Linked DNA regions of Homo sapiens: region 2 is linked to region 1. A link is an interaction called in ENCODE POLR2A ChIA-PET data of the cell type or tissue named here. Cell type or tissue: GM12878. All regions are shown on one strand. Each heading gives the region's core, and the rest is flanking DNA. Links, peaks and the distances in the headings are about the cores only.

The links. Peaks named below come from ENCODE experiments on the same cell type or tissue, not always from the same donor. Only the 100,000 strongest peaks of a DNase experiment are listed, where the experiment ranks them.
Region 2: POLR2A ChIA-PET joins it to region 1 with 5 read pairs; 2 of 35 experiments call an interaction of 5 or more read pairs at or near these places.

What each region holds. Positions count from the first base shown.
Region 1 is chrX:44,912,056-44,918,002 of GRCh38, reverse strand. The region is part of intron 2 of KDM6A (lysine demethylase 6A); the gene reads right to left. Among named protein-coding and RNA genes, the nearest start is that of KDM6A, 42 kb to the right of the region's middle. In GM12878, for the core only: no CTCF peak of the experiment used is centred there; a DNase peak (open chromatin) is centred at 3,101; H3K27ac peaks cover 309 bases.
Region 2 is chrX:45,098,501-45,104,447 of GRCh38, reverse strand. The region is part of intron 27 of KDM6A (lysine demethylase 6A); the gene reads right to left. Among named protein-coding and RNA genes, the nearest start is that of DIPK2B, 99 kb to the left of the region's middle. In GM12878, for the core only: no CTCF peak of the experiment used is centred there; no DNase peak of the experiment used is centred there.

The sequences.
Region 1 (5,947 bases), core at 712-4,711:
ATATGTCCAGTTGTGCTTTAGGTTTCACACTTTAATATCTTTAACTTTAAATGTAACTTTACATGTAATTTTAAAGACAAACTTAATTTTAAGAATTGCAAGAATGCGATACTTTTGCTTAACTAGACATTATTAACTAAACTAAAAGCTTTAAAACTCAGATTAAAAATAAAACCCCAATAACAGCCTTAAAACTCAGATTAAAAATAAAACTTAACAAACCTTGGTTTAAGTTCCAGCTCCACCATCTGGTAACTGTGAGATCTTAGTAAAGCCACTTAAAACACTCTGAACCTTTGTTTCCTCATATGTAAAATAAGAATACTATACTATTTCTTCTGCCTATCTCATATAAGGAAGCGCAGGAGGAATAAAACCTACCCACATTGCCAGTATGTTTTCTATTCCTTCTGGACAGAAAAGGTCAACTCATATAAACAGCTCACATCAGAAAAAGACCAAAATGTAACAATCTTGTCATCATTTTTAAATGAAAAAGAATTTAACCTACGTTTGAACATTTACTACACAGATATAACACATCTGTTATTACAACAAACTGAGGAAATAAAGGGATAAAAGATTCATGCTCTCTCAAGGTATGTGTGTGTTGAGGGGTGGGGACACTTAAAGAGACAATTCTACTGTGCTATCACAAATATGATCAAGAAAATATGGCTGGGCTCCGTGGCTCACCCTTGTAATCCCAGCACTTTGGGAGGCCAAGGCAGGCAGATCACTTGAGGTCAAGAGTTCGAGACCAGCCTGGCAAACATGGTGAAACCCTATCTCTACTAAAAATACAAATATTAGCCGGGGATGGTGGCACGTGCCTGTTAATTCCAGCTACTAGGGAGGCTGAGGCAGGAGAATCGCTTGAACCTGGGAGGTGGAGGTTGCAGTGAGCCAAGATCGGGCCACAGCACTCTAGCCTGGCAACAGAGCGCAACTCTACTTAAATTAAAAAAAAAAAAAAAGTGAGTATATAGACAGACCGTGTCATCACAGAAATAGCAATCATGCAGGAAAGACAAAATTTTAAAATGGTAAGATGGGCTGGGCACCATAGCTCATGAGCCTGTAATCCCAACACTTTGGGGAGGCTGAGGCAGGAGGATCGCTTGTGCCCAAGAGTTCAAGATCAGCCTGGGCAACACAGTGGGACCCTGTCCCTACAAAAAATTTTAAAATTAGTCAGGTGTTGTAGTGTGCACCTGTAGTCTCAGCTACTAGGAAGGCTGAGGTGGGAGGATTGCTTGAGCCTAGGAGGTCGAGCCTGCAGTGAGCCATGATCACGCCACTGCACTCCAGCCTAGGTGACAGTGAGACCCGGTCTCTAAATAAAAAAAATAATTTTTTAAAAAATAGAAAAATGCATGACACTACAGAGAAAATATGGTATACTACTAAAGTATATAGCAGTGAGGGATGGGCAGTCTAAGGAAACACACATTAGCAAGAAAAAAGTTGCATTTTTCTTTAACTTTCTCATTCTTTCCTCTTTTAAACAGTAAAGGCAGCCAAAGCATAGGGGGAAAATTTAATTCAAAAAGTTCAGTGTTGATAAGTAAATTGCTACAGATCCTTCTTTCCTTCCTTCCTTTCTTTCTTCCCTCAAACATTACTATGAAATCTATCCTTTTGACAGAATATAGTCATAAGGGCACAAGTATTCCTCCCCACAGAAGACTACTTACTATTTCTAGCCTGCTTGGTCAACAATGAACATTAAGTATATGTTTATGAAAGATGCCCCAGTCCTTTATGGGAAAAAGGGCATCAAAAAATACAGTAGTCCCCCTTATTCACAGAGGAAATGTTCCAAGACCCCAGTGAATGCCTAAAGCCTTAGATAGTACAGAACCCTATATATATTATGTTTTTTCCTATACATACATGCCTATAACATTTAACTTATAAACTAGGCACAATAGATTAACAATAACTAATAAAATAGAACGATTATAACAATAAATTACGATAAAAGTTATGTCAATGTGGTCTTTCTCTCTAAATATTGTATTGCACTGTACTCACCGTTCTTCTTGTGATGAACTTCAGTATATGATTTTTTTCTTTCCTTATTAAGTACTTTCTCCTGTTCATTAAAAGGAAGCACTTCATGGCTTATCTTTGTCATATCCAAATTGACAGCATCACTTCTCTTGTGTTTTGGGGTCATTATCAAGTCAAATAAGGGTTACTTGAACACAAGCACTTTGATACCACCACGGTCAATCTGATAACTCAGACGGCTACTAAGTGGACTAACAGTGGGCAGTGTAAACAGTGTAGATAAGCTGGACAAAGGGATAATTCACCTCCTAGGCAGGACAGTGCGAGATTTCATCATGCTACTCGGAAAAGGGTGCAATCTAAAACTTAGGAGTTTCTGGAACTTTCCATTTAATATTTTCTGACTGCAGTTAACCACAGGTCAACTGAAACCACACAAAGTGAAACCGTGGATAAGAGCGTACACTACTCTATTACAAAGCAGATTAGCTATACCGCTCTTCTACGATAAAAGGTTTTTTCATGACAGCAGATATTTCTTATCTCCAACAGGGAGAATACAGATCCAAGGCCAGCCACTGGTGTACAATACCAGAGGGTGATGAACACAAGCAATAAATTGGGCTAGGTCTCAGAAAAGGAGAAATGTCACTTTTTCCAGCATTGGAACAGAGGGATGTCATTTTTAGCTACAATACCTACATTTTCCAAAACTAAAGTTTGTGCCCTTTCTGTTCTTGTTCATTTAAAAAGAAGTAGCAACATAAACTTATGACCAGCAACATTAAAAAAGGTTAAAATAAATAGCCATTTTTCTACATATTCACCGTATTATCACCGCTCACAGAATTTTCATACTAAGCAGATGACTAATGGCAAGAAAAAAACCTTGGAGCTAGGGTCAATGCTTAGGAAACATCCACAATGTACAACTGACTAAAGCAGTTGTCTAGATTCTAGAAAAGCCTAGCCAGCTCCAAATGTTTCTATCAACACAGAATGTAAATGTAGCAGGACAGACTCATAACTAGGTTTACCACTATGGGTCAAAAATTAACCCAAGAAAATAGTGTAAGACAGTGGCTGTATGACTTTTTGGCCACAGAATGCTCTCACTTCAGACATACTCTCACAAGAGTATCCAGTATTATGCTCAGTTCCAAGCTAGCTTTGCTAATGCCACCCACTTTGTCCAACCACTCAAGAAAGTATACTAGATGTAAATAAGAAGGGTGGTATTACAGAGAAAACTTTGAATTACATCTGGTTCTTTTCCAAAAGTAAATAACTTACAAAAACTGGTACTTTGATGAGTAGTTTAGCCTATCCACAGTCTCACAGCTGGTAAGTGGCAAAGTCTAGGGATAGGGTCAGGGAACATATGAAAAAGAAACATCCCAAAGAATACCTAGAATCCACAACCTAATAGTAACATCTTTCTTATGATTCACTCCTGACACAGTGCTCTTCCTGGAATCATTTCCTTCATTTCCTTTATCTACCTAAAAAACTTATCTGAGACATAAAAAACTTCTGCATTAACATATATGAGACATCATTCTAACATATCCTATTCTTGTTCACCAAGTAGATTATCAGAATTGTTAATTATTAACAACATTTACTCACTGCTAAGTACGGTGCACTTTACATGCCTTAGCTCATTTAATTCACAGAAACCTATGAGGTAAGTACAAATGACCCTTAAATAACGAGGCAGATAGGCGTGCTGACCCCCCCAGCACAGCTGAAAATTCACATGTAACTTTTGACTCCCCCAAAACATAACTAGTGTTGGGAATAAAGTTTTTGGTGTCACAAAAAAAGAATTAATGCGGGAACAAATGATCTCTCAGAAAGGCGAGCTTTACTTTCTGCAGAAAGGGTGCTACTAAATAAGCTGTCCAGCCAGGAGAGCACACCAAACAAAGGAGACAGGGTTATTTATAACCTGACACATCGATCCTACTGCTGTGTCCAGTTTCCATTGGCTGAAATAGGATCTCACATTTTACACTTTACCCAATTGGCTACTGGTTTAAAACTTTTTTAATTGGGTAAGGGGAACAGAAGAAAGAAAGAAAAGGAAGTTGTCCAGGGATAGTTAAGGACGCATCTTCAAATAAGGAATGGCATGCACTATGGGCTGGGACTTGTCTAGTTCTGCCCAGGCATGCTGGAGCAAGCTAGGACAGCTGATATGGAATATATGTGTGTGTGCGTATACATATATATATATATACGCACACACACAAATAGTGGATAGCAATCTTATAGTAAGAAATTGTGACTTTTTATAGTCTTTGAAGAACTTTCCCATTTCTCACACTACTAATAGCCTACTGTTGACCAGAAGTCTTACCAATAATATAAACAGTTAACACAGCCGGGCATGGTGGCTCATGTCTGTAATCCCAGCACTTTGGGAGGCCAAGACGGGCAGATCACCTGAGGTCAGGAGTTCGAGACCAGCCTGGCCAACATGGTGAAACCCAGTCTCTACAAAAAAAAATACAAAAAATTAGCCAGACGTGGTGGCGAGTGCCTGTAATCTCATTTACTCGGGAGGCTGAGACAGGAGAATCGCTCGAACCCAGGAGGCGGAGGTCGCAGTGAGCCAAGATCACACCACTGCACTCCAGCCTGGGCAACAAACAGCAAAACTCCGTCTCAAAAAAAAAAAAAAAACAGTTAACACATATTTGGTATATGTATTATATACTGTATTCTTACAATAAGCTAGAGAAAAGAAAATATTATTAAGAAAATCATAAGCAACATAAAATACATTTTCTATTCTTAAGTGGAAGTGGATCACCATAAAGGTCTTCATCATCGTCATCTCCATTTTGAAGAGGAGGAGGAGCAGAAAGAGAAGTTACTCTTCCTGTTTACAGGGGTAGCATGTGTGGAAGAAAATCCGTATGTAAGTGGGCCCACGCAGTTCAAACCCTTGTTATCCAAAGATCAACTGTACTATTATCCTTATTTTACAGATGAGGAAAGTAAGGCCTAGAGCATTAAAAGGCTTACTTAAAAGCAATGAGGGCAGATAACATTGCAAACTTTGAGTATAACACATGGTATATTTATTCTTAGCACAATCATGTATTAATTCACCTCCAGGTAGATGGTAAAAATGTTACAATATAATAATCAATATGCAGGAGTGCAGAGAGAGTGTGTGACAATCAGAAGTAGACGAAGCTATTAGGAAAGACAACTGCTCTGAAATTTTAGTACCTATTTTAAAAGGAAAATAAGCTGATTCTCTCTCAGGTTCACTGAGGGCCTTTGGACCTAATATAAATATTCTTCTCAACAGTCCTTTCCACAAATGTCTTGCTCAACCCTCTCTGTTCAGTAGGTCATTAATTTAGATTCCAATGATATGCAATTCATGATAATCCAAATGAACAGAGATTACCTTGGCACTCTGAAGCACTGTTTTTCCCAAGTAGTGTTTTATGGAAAAAGGATTTCCAACTATAAAACATACGTGTGTTGTGTAGTGGATCATGATGTAAAATGCATTTCTTCCCACTGTCATGATTGGAAAAGAAAATTCTAATAAACACTGTTTAAAAGTTTATGAAAAGGCCAGGAACAGTGGCTCATGCCTGTAGTTCCAGCACTTTGGGAGGCCGAGGTGGGCAGATCACCTGAGGTCGAGAGTTCGAGACCAGCCTGACCAACATGGAGAAACCCGTCTCTACTAAAAATACAAAAAAACTGACTGGGCATGGTGGCATGGCCTGTAGTCCCAGCTACTCGGGAGGCTGAGGCAGCAGAATCACTTCAACCTGGGAGGCGAAGGTTGCAGTGAGCCAAGATCTCGCCATTGCACTCCAGCCTGGGCAACGAGAGCAAGGCTTCGTCTCAAAAAACAAACAAACAAAAAAAAAGTTTATAACCTCTCCCTCTCCCTCCC
Region 2 (5,947 bases), core at 1,337-5,336, 190 kb before region 1:
ATTTAAGTACATTAAAGAGCTAAAAAATAAAAGCTAAACAAAATCAGGATTCTCATTTCCTCTTAATTTTAGTTTTGCTGAATTTCTGTAAGTTTACCTTATGGTAATTAAGAATTCAATTTGAGGGCTGGGCGCGGTGGCTCGCGCCTGTAATCCCAGCACTTTGGCAGGCCGAGACGGGTGATCACCTGAGGTTGGGAGTTTGAGACCAGCCTGACCAACATGGAGAAACCCCGTCTCTACTAAACATACAAAATTAGCCAGGTGTGGTGGCATATGCCTGTAATCCCAGCTACTGGGGAGGCTGAGGCAGAAGAATTGCTTGAATCCGGGAGGTGGAGGTTGTGGTGAGACGAGATCGCACCATTGCACTCCAGCCTGGGCAACAAGAGCGAAACTCCGTCTCAAAAAAAAAAAAAAAAAGAATTCAATTTGCTAAAAACAGAAGAATAAATCATTTGCAAAAGGTGTAAACACATAGAAGATGGAAAATGCTATTTTGCATACGTGTACTTTAGAAACAAGGTCAAAAATGATTTCAACAGCTAGAAAAGCAGGAAATTCTTTGACGTTTAAGGATCAGTATTGGTTTCAGGACCCAATCCCTGTTTTTAGTTGTTTCGATGAAAGACTACACAAAAAGGCAGGGGACAAAGGAAGTTCCAGAATGGAAGAAAACCATGAGGAAGAAGCTGATTGAGAGCTTGGCATATTTGAGGTTATATACTAGAATCTAATCCAACCAAAAAGTGATCTGCAAAGATGAAGCTTAAAGAGCGATAGAATTTTAGAGAACAACTTCACACAGGGAATAGAATGAAAATACACTTGCAATATTAGAACAAGAGAACTGAATAAAATAATATGTAGACAAATTATCAAAAGCCTTATATTTATGGGCAATTAATGCACAATATATTCATAAATCAATACATGAGGACATTAGGCAAAAAATAAACATAGTATGCTATGGATACTAAAAGGAGAGCGAGAGATCATCTTCAGGTGAGGGGAGGTAGAGAATCACATAAGTTTTCAAACAGAAGTTGAAATTTCTGAATCAATTTACTTAATTGATTATGAACAGGAAAAAGAGTTGGGGGAAGGCACACTCGGTACAGAAAGAATGCCACAAGAAGGTAGTATGGGGGCTTCTTTGGGGAACAAACAACTGTTCTTACAAGATTTTAATCTTCGCATGACGTTTCTGGGGCAGGAAGTAACAGGAATGAAGCCATAATAATATTATATTACATCAAAGTTAAGACAACACTGGGGGTTACTCTGACATTCTAATGGCAATGTGACTCAGTTTCCAAAGTAAGTTACCAAATATCAATGTGAAGATAGATGAAATATGGGTTAACTTGGTACTGCACTTTTAAATGCTTTATGGTAACAGTCTCAGCCACTGAGAAGTAGATAACTTAACGAACACCAAGAGGTGCCTTGCTCTGCCTAGTCTCCCTTACTGAAAGAGCCATGCAGGAAAAGCAAGCCAACATATGAGCTCTGAAAACTCTCTTGCCACCTGTCACTCCAGGGTTGTGTTCTCCTAGGACAATAGTGGGTATATGAATGTCAATAAGGCATCTAACAGTTTTATTTACACCAACCACATGGCTGAAAATCAAGGTCTCAGTCAATGAAAAAACGCATATCTTAAGAACTTTAAGCTCCTAGATGGGGGGAAAAAAGCATGAAAGCAAATACATATATATTAACCATGAGAATGCAGTTTTAGAATTTTTAGATTTTGTTTGGTCATTGTTATCAAAAAGCATTATATATCAAACCCAACAGAGTATTAGAAGACCACCAGGACTACAGCACTACATCACTAGGATCAATGCTAACTATGGACTGGTCTTTATGGCTATACCATTATCTACGCATAGTGTTGGAAAAATCTTGGTCCATTATTAGGTCAAATGGGTGTGGACTAAAGAGTTGTATAACACCATATTTATCCATTTAAATAAGGGAATCAAAGAGAAAAGGGAGTTAATACTTATGAGTTCGCTTTAATTTACATTTTGAAATTCTGTGTTTGTGATAAAGTATATTTTATGTAGGTAGGTAAGGTAATAACCTATAATGTATGTGAAAGAAAAGGGAGCAAAGAAATTCTTAGTTCTAAAAAAGACCTAATTTGTCTGATAAGATTCACTAGGCCACCATGAAAAAGGTTCCCAGAGTTCTTTGCATAGAGCTCTGAAAACCTATTTTAATAAGAGTTCCAGGTGATTCTTGTGATCAGCAAGTGAGAGAACCAGTGCAAACCTCTTACTTCGTAAGTGTCAAAATTAAAACCAATGTCTCAGATTTGTAGTGTATTTTTCAATAGACTGGTAAAATATCAACTTCACGAATCACTGTGTTTTTAGGATTAGAGCCTTTAAGAGACCATAGAAAGAGCTGTAGAGTGGGCAAGAGCAGATTCTATACCTAGACTGTCTGGGTTCAAATTCCAGCTGCACACCTCTGTGCCTCAGTTTCCTCAGCTGAAAAAAGGGGATATTTAACTTACAGTGCTGTTATGAGGATTACATATGTTATATAAAATGCTTAGACTTGTGCCTGGCAGTTAATGCTCAATAAATGTTAATTATTTGAACTTGACATGTCAAATTCCTAAACTGTATTAAAATAATCATATAATTACTAAATTAAAGTTATTTAATTTGAAAAAATTGTATGATGAATGCCAACTCAAAGTATAATAGTTAACACACCAAAAAGAAAATGAAATAAAGTTATTCAAAAGGTGTTTAGTCTGGATTCCATTAGATTAGATAAGGGTTTTTCAATCTCAGCACTATTGGTATGGTAATTCTTTGTTATGGGGAGCTGTCTTGTGCCCTGCAGGATATTTAATAGCAGCATTCCTAATCTCTACTCAAAAAAGCTAGTAGCATCTCTCCCACTCAAGTCATGATATTGGCATATGTCCCCTGGGAAAGGAAAGTGGGGGGAGGAAAAATTGTCCACATTTGAGAAGCACTACACTAGGTCCAAGAATATTAATTAAAAAAATAGAAGGTAATTGGGGTTTCTATAAAATAATAATAATTACAACAACTACCATTTACTGAATGCTTATCGTATGCTAAGACTCACATAACAGTCATAAAAGTTATTTTAGAAAGACAGTATTATCCCCATTTTTCAGAAGAGGAAATAAAGACTAATAGGTTTAGCAATCTGTCCGCAGTTCCCCAGCCAATAAATGAAGAAGCTAAGATATGAAGGCAGATTGGATTCCAGAAACTACACAATGCTGCCCTTCCTGTAATATCTTACTGGGATATTAAATAGCATAGACTCTAAGACTTAGGAAAATAAAAATGGATGGGCAAACATCGAACACATAGTGATCACATATACACAAAAGGCACAGAGAAAGCACATAAAACATTAACATTGTGCATATAAGATGGCACATTTAAAAACTGAAATATTGGCCAGGCATGGTGGCTCATGCCTGTTAATCCTAGCACTTTGGGAGGCCGAGGCAGGGGGATCCCTTGAGCCCAGGAGTTTGAGACCAGCCTGGGCAACATGGGGAGATCCTGTCTTTATTTTTTTAATTAAAAAAAAAAAGAAGAAAGAAAAAGAAAAAATATAAAACAGTGCTTTATAAGATGGTCAAAAGAATAACAAAATAATATGACAAGAAATTAAGTTTGTGCAAGAGTGGTTTTCAATGAGCTTGGCACTGTTGAAATTGAAGAGAATTTATTTTCAAACATTGGCTTATATGTTATTAGCATTTTTAGAATGTGTTAGTGTCTGGCAGATTACAGGGGCGTAAGACAAATGAATGTGTATCCTCAAAATTAACTTTCTACTCCTCAGCATACTATTTGATATGCTCCTCCTAAATCTGAGACTTCCTAACATTAAACTTTTCAGAGGAAAATGCACTCCTTGGCATTCTGTTTTTGACATATTTTAAAATTTACTAAATTACTTATCGTGGTGATTTAAGTGAACTCACAAAGTTGCTGGTGAATAAACCAAAGTTTCCAATGTATTGAAAACATACTACCATTGCACTAACTTGACAACAGTCCAACATGACTGTAACAACTTATGGCATATTTGCTGGGGGTCGGCTTTATCAACTGCACCTGTAAGTCTATTTATTCTGAAAGCCTGTTATCTACAGGGAACTCTCATCAGTACCAACAGTCTGCAGAGCTCATCTCCTGCACTAACACTTGATTCCTTTCAAATGTCCTGTTAAAAAAAATACTTCAGAGGCAAAACAAGGAATGTATGAGTCTTATGAAAATGACGTAAAGCGTCTTAGTATTGTACAAAGAGAAAAATAAAATATAACCCAAAGTACTGTATCTCAAATACCTTAAAATGGGAATCATGAATTTGCAGAGGGGTTTTTTTTTTTTTTGAGACAGAGTCTTGCTCCGTCGCCCAGACTAGAGTGCAGTGGCACAATCTCGGCTCACTGCAACCTCCACTTCCCGAGTTCAAGTGATTCTCCTGCCTAAGCCTCCCAAGTAGCTGGGACTACAGGCGTGTGCCACCACACCCAGCTAATTTTTTGTAGTTTTAGTAGAGACGGGGTTTCACCATGTCAGCCAGGATGGTCTCGATCTCCTGACCTTGTGATCTGCCCGACTTGGCCTCCCAAAGTGTTGGGATTATAGGCGTGAGCCACCGCACCCAGTGAGGGTTTCTTTTAAATCTTAATCTACCAGTCGTAAAATTAAAGCCACAGGATAAAAACCATATACTATGAAAAAGATGGACTAGAAAGTAACAATAATCTCCTCACCCCTAATTTTAAGTTTTAAAATTGCCTTTTTAAAGTAAAACTTAATTTACTCAGGACCCACTAAGGAAGATATCTCTGACATAGTTTATACTGGAGTGAGGCAGGAGTTTAACAAAAGTAAACATCATTAGTAGTTTTTGTCAAAAATTTACCCTAAATACAATTATGAGAAAACAAATCCAGAATGTAGAACTCTGCACAACACAAAGGTCTGCTGTCTTCAAGAAGAAAATGTCATTAAAAAAAGACTTTCGTAGGTTTAAGAGACTAAAGAAGACACAATGACTACATATTCAATTAAATGTGAACCTTAATTCAATAGGGAGAGGCAAGTGCTTAAAAAAAAAAAAAGACATTTTTGGATAGTTGGGGAAATCTAAATGTGGACTGTGTATTAACTCATACTATGGAATTTCTTATTTCCTAGATATGGTAAATCGTATTACAGGTATGTAGGAGAATAACCTTATTCTTAAGATGCAGGATGAAGTATCTGAAGTGATATGTCATGATGTCTGCAAATTACTTTTTCATAGAGCTCATATGAAAAAGCACGTGCAAGCATGTATGTGTATACAGAGACCGCTAAATAAATGTGGCAAAAACTTAACTGATGAATCCAGATGAGGTTACACAGGTATTCGCTGTACTACTCTTTCAACTTTTTTTGTAGGTTTAAGAAATTTCAAAGTAAAAGTTGGAGGAAAAAGTATAAACAAGTTGGGGAGGAGGGCAGTGATGTGTTATACATGTAAATTTTATATATTTTAAAGGAGACTAGATATATTAACCTAGAAAAACCATCATAGTTGAATGAATTAAAGGAGATCAGTACCCTTGATCTTAAAGTTTTCCTTTATTCATTTCTTTGTATGGGCACTGCTCTACCTTAAAAATAACTAATGGTTCGGAAAACTCAACAGCTAATACCTTAGCAGTGATTGCCTATCAGCCAGCTGAGGGCTACAAATGTATTATCTCAGACTCCTTTTCTAAGCAATAGAACCATACATCCATCTAGCTGTTATTTAATAGAAATTTCAACTTAAATCTTGTAGGAGCAATTCAAGTTCTGCATGTCTAAAGCTAGTCAAGTTGATAACCATCATTCTCTACACCCAACTCATTTCTTCTTTATCTCCAGTT